Regions from separate parts of the Homo sapiens genome. Here region 2 is linked to region 1. Evidence: read pairs that join two places in POLR2A ChIA-PET (ENCODE). Cell type or tissue: A673. All regions are shown on one strand. Links, peaks and the distances in the headings refer to the core of each region. The heading gives the core; the rest is flanking DNA.

What was found. ChIA-PET counts read pairs that join two places held together with the same protein. Peaks named below come from ENCODE experiments on the same cell type or tissue, not always from the same donor. Only the 100,000 strongest peaks of a DNase experiment are listed, where the experiment ranks them.
Region 2: POLR2A ChIA-PET joins it to region 1 with 5 read pairs; 3 of 35 experiments call an interaction of 5 or more read pairs at or near these places.

What each region holds. Positions count from the first base shown.
Region 1 is chr2:38,540,362-38,543,277 of GRCh38, reverse strand. No RefSeq gene overlaps it. Among named protein-coding and RNA genes, the nearest start is that of LINC02613, 26 kb to the right of the region's middle. RefSeq lists an enhancer at 1,657-1,951 and a silencer at 1,657-1,951. In A673, for the core only: no CTCF peak of the experiment used is centred there; DNase peaks (open chromatin) are centred at 727 and 1,387; H3K4me3 peaks cover 414 bases; H3K27ac peaks cover 2,450 bases.
Region 2 is chr2:38,442,908-38,445,823 of GRCh38, reverse strand. No RefSeq gene overlaps it. Among named protein-coding and RNA genes, the nearest start is that of LINC01883, 13 kb to the right of the region's middle. In A673, for the core only: no CTCF peak of the experiment used is centred there; DNase peaks (open chromatin) are centred at 1,363 and 2,433.

The DNA.
Region 1 (2,916 bases), core at 198-2,697:
ACATGGCCGGAAGAAAGGAACACAGATACCACAGAAACAGCATGTGGTCGGGGCTTTTCTTCAAAGATCACTTTGAAGCCTTCAGTATTTAAAGGGGAAAAGCAGGCTGGAAGAGAAAGAGGGAGGATGTGGTCACATGACTGAATCCACATGTTGCAAGAGAAAAGGAGCAAGTAGGAGAACAGACAATTATGTAGTCGTCTCCCACTCAGTAAATCAGCACTGATCACTGATAAGGTGAACATAGAGTAGCTGACTGTGGAGACATCCGGCCTTTTATCTGTAGCTGTCTGCTTAGGAACAAAGAGAAAGGCAATTTCTGGCCATGACTCAGCTTTCAGCTTAATGTTTTCCTTTTGGCATCATGAAACGGGGTCCTGAGATTTTATTTTCTTTCACGGTGGTTAAATAAATGGCCTTTAGAGTTTGATAGAGTTGGGTCTGATTATCAACTTTAGCACTGTGTGCTGTATGACATTGTCTCTTCACATCACTAAGTCTATTTTCTTGTAGGTGAAATATGAATATTGACAAAGTTGGTATGAGGATTAAGTGAGATAATGCATTTAAAGCACATAGTCTCAACAAACAATAGTTATGACTGTTATTATGATCATTGTTACTATTCTTGAACGGGCAGTGAATACATTGTGCTAACCCTGGACCTGCCAGATAGGTGTCTTCTGCCTTTCAGATTCAGGATGTCTCCCGTAAAGCAAAACAAAAACCTATCCTGACCTTCTTGGATGATTCATAAACACTTGGTGAACAGTTTTTACTACACATTTGTTCCCTGATAGCCCCTTAGAAGTCTGTGGAACTGGCTGGGCGTGGTGGCTCATGCATGTAATCTCAGCACTTTGAGAGGCAGAGGTGGGCGGATAACTTGAGGTCAGGAGTTTGAGACCAGCCTGACCAACATGGTGAAACCCCGTCTCAACTAAAAATACAAAAATTAGCCAGGCATTGTGGTGGGGGTCTGTAATCTCAGCTACTTGGGAGGCTGAGACAGGAGAATTGCTTGAACCCATGAGGCGGAGGTTGCAGTGAGTCGAGATCGCGCCACTGCACTCCAGCCTGGGTGACAGAGTGAGACTCTGTCTCAAAAAAACAAAAAACAAAAAACAAAAAGAAAACTGTGGAATAGTTGCCTGAGTCTTTGGGTGTGAGATACTTATGCAGCACAGCAGCTTCAATACTGTGCTCTGAAATCTCGGGTCTAGTTACTATGGAATGGAAAGCTGAGGACAGGGAGTAGAAGGAGATTCTTCAGTAGTTTTTTGAACTCAACTTGTCCATTCCAGCTAAACTTTATTTCTTATGCAACATAAGTCTATGAAGGCAAGATTTTTCTTGGCAGCATAATTACTGCTACCTAATAAGGGAAGAGAATTTCCTTCTAAAGATTCCTGCTGTTTTCTCAGCAGGTGGGAACTTTTGCACTCTGCAGCTGCTGGGTGCCATTACTGTCCGTCCTGGGCTTGCTCTTTCCATTCTGAGATGGGAATGGAAAAATCCACAGGGAACAATTGGTAATTCCATCCTGATTTGTATGCATTTTGGGGTGTTGGTTTTGTTTTGTTTTGTTTTGCTTGCTTTTTTTTTGTTTTTCTTTGGTACTTCTATTCTGTAACCTTGTCACTTATATTTTTTGAAAAGTCAAGATGCATCGTTTGATACATAATTAAATATTTGAAAACAGGGACTGTCCCGGAACTCTTGGACTTTGGGCTACTGTGTGCATAACCTCGTGGAGGGTTCTGAGCAGCTCTGTCCATCTACATGTGAAGGATCAAAGGGTGCCCCAGGTGTGTCCCTACTGACTCCATATAAGGCCCAGGGGAAGTTGTGCCCTGAAGATAAAGGAAATTAAGCTTCAGCACCCTTCAGTTGTCAGGGACTAGACCTTTCTAAGACACCAGGCAGAGGACCTAGCAATGTGTGCATATGTTTCTTTTATAAATGGCAAAAATAAGACATTTTTCTATTGTTTTCCATTAAAGATGGTCTCAAAAACTTTGTAAGTTTAGGCCCCACAAATCTGTGTCCACCCTTGACAGGCTTCCTCTGGCTATGCCTGAAGGATTTTCCCTTTATATAACTAGATAGTCAGCAGCCTCAACTCCAAGCCAGGGCACACTGGCATGCCAGGGATGGTGTGGGAATGCAAGTAAAGAGGGGCATTCACAACTCTGTTGGCTGCTGGATGCAGAGAAAACCACAAGCTGGATAAAGAGCAGCCTCTGGGGAAAAACAAGCTGTAGACCTGAGGTCCAGCAGCAAGAGTTCCTTCTTCAAACAGGTGGTTAGCAAGTGGCACCCATCAGCTACCTGTTAAGTCTTTGAGAAAAATTAACGACCTACTTTATAATTTATACAAACAAAAATACTGTCGCCTATGTGCTGCGCCCCAGCCATTCCCCAGCCCTGGTGCGGCTGTGTCCTGTAGTGGAGACAGCCCTGGATAGGTTCCAGCCTTGGCTCCTCTGCTAGGTAGCTAAGTTATGAATGCTTAGCTTTGTTCATCTTTAAAATGAGTGTGTTGTATTAGGCAGTCTCACTCTGAAACTTAAATCATTTTATGGTATGGGGGTAGAGTTTATATGATTTCTGTAGAGATACAAGAGTAGTGCTGTGGGAAAGTATGACGCACCTGTTGGGAAGGAGGTTGACATATGGAGAAAAATCAGACCATATGGGATTATGAAATTTAAAAAATTATCTCCTCCTGCTCAGTAAACGTGCCAAATATAAGCCTATCATCCTAAGAACTGTCTTCCTTTTAACAAATGAGAAGAAATTATGTGCATTTCCAAAATTAAAGGGATATTCACGTCATGTTAAATGTGTGACATATGTAGGCAACGACGAAGTTCTGAGAAGTAAGTTTGTGTTTACGGTATGGCCTTTGTTATT
Region 2 (2,916 bases), core at 242-2,741, 97 kb after region 1:
TTTGCTTGGTGCAGTGGCTTGTGCCTGTAATCTCAGCACTTTGGGAGGCTGAGTAGAGCCTGGACAACATTGCAAGACCCTATCTCTACAAAAAAATAAAAAAAATTAGCCAGGCATGGTGGCTCACACCTGTAGTTCTAGCTACTCAGGAGGCTGAGGTGGGAGGATCGCTTGAGCCCAGGAGTTTGAGGCTGCAGTGAGCCATGATTGTGCCATTGCACTCCAGCGTGGGTGATAGAATGAAACCTTGTCTCTAAAAAAAAAAAAAAAAAAAAAAAAAAAAAAAAAAAAAGCAACAACAACTAGATTTTTGAAGGAAGAGGAGAGTGAGTTTTTCAGTCCAGAGTATATGAAGGAGAATAGGGAGAACTTAGGTTGGAGTTAGACCTTTCTACCCTTCGGCTAATCTACCGTCTGTCTCCTATCAATTCTACTCTCTAAATGCAATGGCTGGCTGGGCACAGTGGCTCATGCCTGTAATCCCAGCACTTTGGGAGGCCGAGGCAGGCAGATCACCTGAGGTCAGGAGTTTGAGACCAGCCTGGCCAACATGGTGAAACCCCATCTCTACTAAAAATACAAAAATTAGCTGGGCATGGTGGTGCATGCCTGTAATCTTAGCTATTCAGGAGGCTGAGACAGGAGAATCACTTGAACTTGGGAGGTGGAGGTTGCAGTGAGCCGAGATCACGCCACTGTACTCCAGCCTGGGTGATAGAATGACATTCTGTCTCAAAAAAAAAAATAAATAAAAATTAAAAATAAATAAATAAATAAATGCAGTGACTTAGGGACACAGCTAATTTGTCCTCTGCTGTCAGTCCACATTGCCAGCTCATTCAGACCCTCATCATCTCTTCACCTCCTCTCTCAACTGCTCCTCCTGTTTCTGGCTTCTTCCCCTTCCGATTCATTTCGACACCACCATTAGGGTTCTTTTCCCGTTACAAGTTTTACTTTATCATTTTTCTGCATAGCATATCTCAGTGCTTACAATCATTTCAGGATAATCCCCAACCCTTAGAATGGCTTCTACTATCAGGCCCTGTGTGACCCAGCCCTTACCTACCTCCATAGCTCTGATTCCACGGCTCCTACCTTGCACCTTGCTTTAGATAAACTAAACTACAAACACGCTGTGTTGTTCATGCCTTCAGGTCTTTGTCCATGCTATTCCCTCTCTCTGGAAAATGCTTCTGCATCCTGTCCTCTCAACAAACTTCCATTCATCCTTTAAATGTGGATTCAAATGCCACCTCCCTCAACCTTCCCATACAGACTTAATCACTGCTATTACTTATTTATGTTGATAGTGTTACTCATCACGCTGCTGTTGGAATGAGCTCTTCACAGCATGCTCCTCTGCCACATGCTGAGCAGCTTCAGAAGCAAGTTGATTCATTTTCACAGCTCCAGTCCTTAGCACAAGGCTTGGCTCATTATGGTGCGAAATGGAACAGACCACTGAGTCAGGCTAGGCCAGCATACAGGGGTTCTCAGTGACAATCACCTGGGGAGCTATAAAGTACCCCAGACCACCAATACTGGGGCTGAGTATTTTTTTGTTTTGTTTTGTTTTTATGAAAGCTCTCTAGGAATTTATAATGTGAAGCCAAGGTTGAAATCTACTGGGGATACAAAGTGAAAGGATTTGAGAATCAGAAGACCTGAATTCTGAACACTGCTCTGGATTTATTTCACTATCTTAGGCAAGTCAGTTATTTCTCTGGCCTCATTTTCTCAACTGTAAATTGGGAGTTCTGAACTAGAAGATTGCTAAGGCCCTGTATTAGTTCGTCCTCATGCTGCTAATAAAGACATACCTGAGACTGAGTAATTTATAAAGGAAAGAGGTTTAATTGACTCATAGTTCCACAGGGCTAGGGAGGGCTCAGGAAACTTACAATCATGGTGCAAGGGGAGGCAAACACGTCTTTCTTCACATGTAGGCAGCAAGGAGAAGTGCCGAGCAAAAGGGCACTTATAAAAGCCCCTTATAAAATCATCAGACCTTGTGAGAACTCACTCACTATTAGGAGAACAGCATGAGGGTAACTGCCCCCATGATTAAATTACCTCCCACTGGGTCTCTCCCATGACACCTGGGGATTATGGAAACTACAATTCAAGATGAGATTTGGGTGGGGAGACAGCCAAACCATATCAGGCCAATTTCATATCATTGACACTTCTCCAAATGTCATTAAGCATTGCTAGGTCAGAGTGAGATAGCAGGTGCCTGGCCATTGAGGCTTGGCTCTACTCTTTACCTCTTTCCAGGAAGGGGACAATCACTGCTTGCCTTTTAGCCTTTCCTGTTCTTCCCTCGGCTCCTTCTCCTTTTGCTCTATCTTTCCCACTGAGGTTGGGGATTTTCTCTAAGCCACCCTCGCCAGGAGGTAGGAGCACTTCTGGCAGCAAGCAGCCTCCGACTGATTGTTGGCTCAGGGTTTCACACTGCTATGCTGAAGAGGGATTGCCAAGAGCCGCAAGCAGGATCTGTTTCTTGTCCCTGAAGATAATTTCTTTCAGGAATGAATGGGTTGCACCTATTGCGTTTTCTTTTCAAAATGTCATGCTGCATTTTTGAGAGTACATGTAGGAATATATAAAGTGTTAACCGCAAAGAAAAATAAATATAAACAAGGCTTCCTTTGTACTTTGCTGACTGATCTGGAGGAGCGGGGTGCTGGGTGGGAGCCCTCACTGCTGTGAAGTTCAGGCTTCCTGGTTGGGCATCTGGAGATTCTCCAACACTTAGTCACTGAGAACAAGAGCTACCTCTTGCAGCCCCTGCAAACAGTTTCTATCAATGGCAATCCAATATGTCTCACCTATGAAGGTGAGACTTTGTCTTATGGTAATGGACAAAGACAGAGCCCATGAAGGCTCCATTTCCATTTGAAATAAATCATA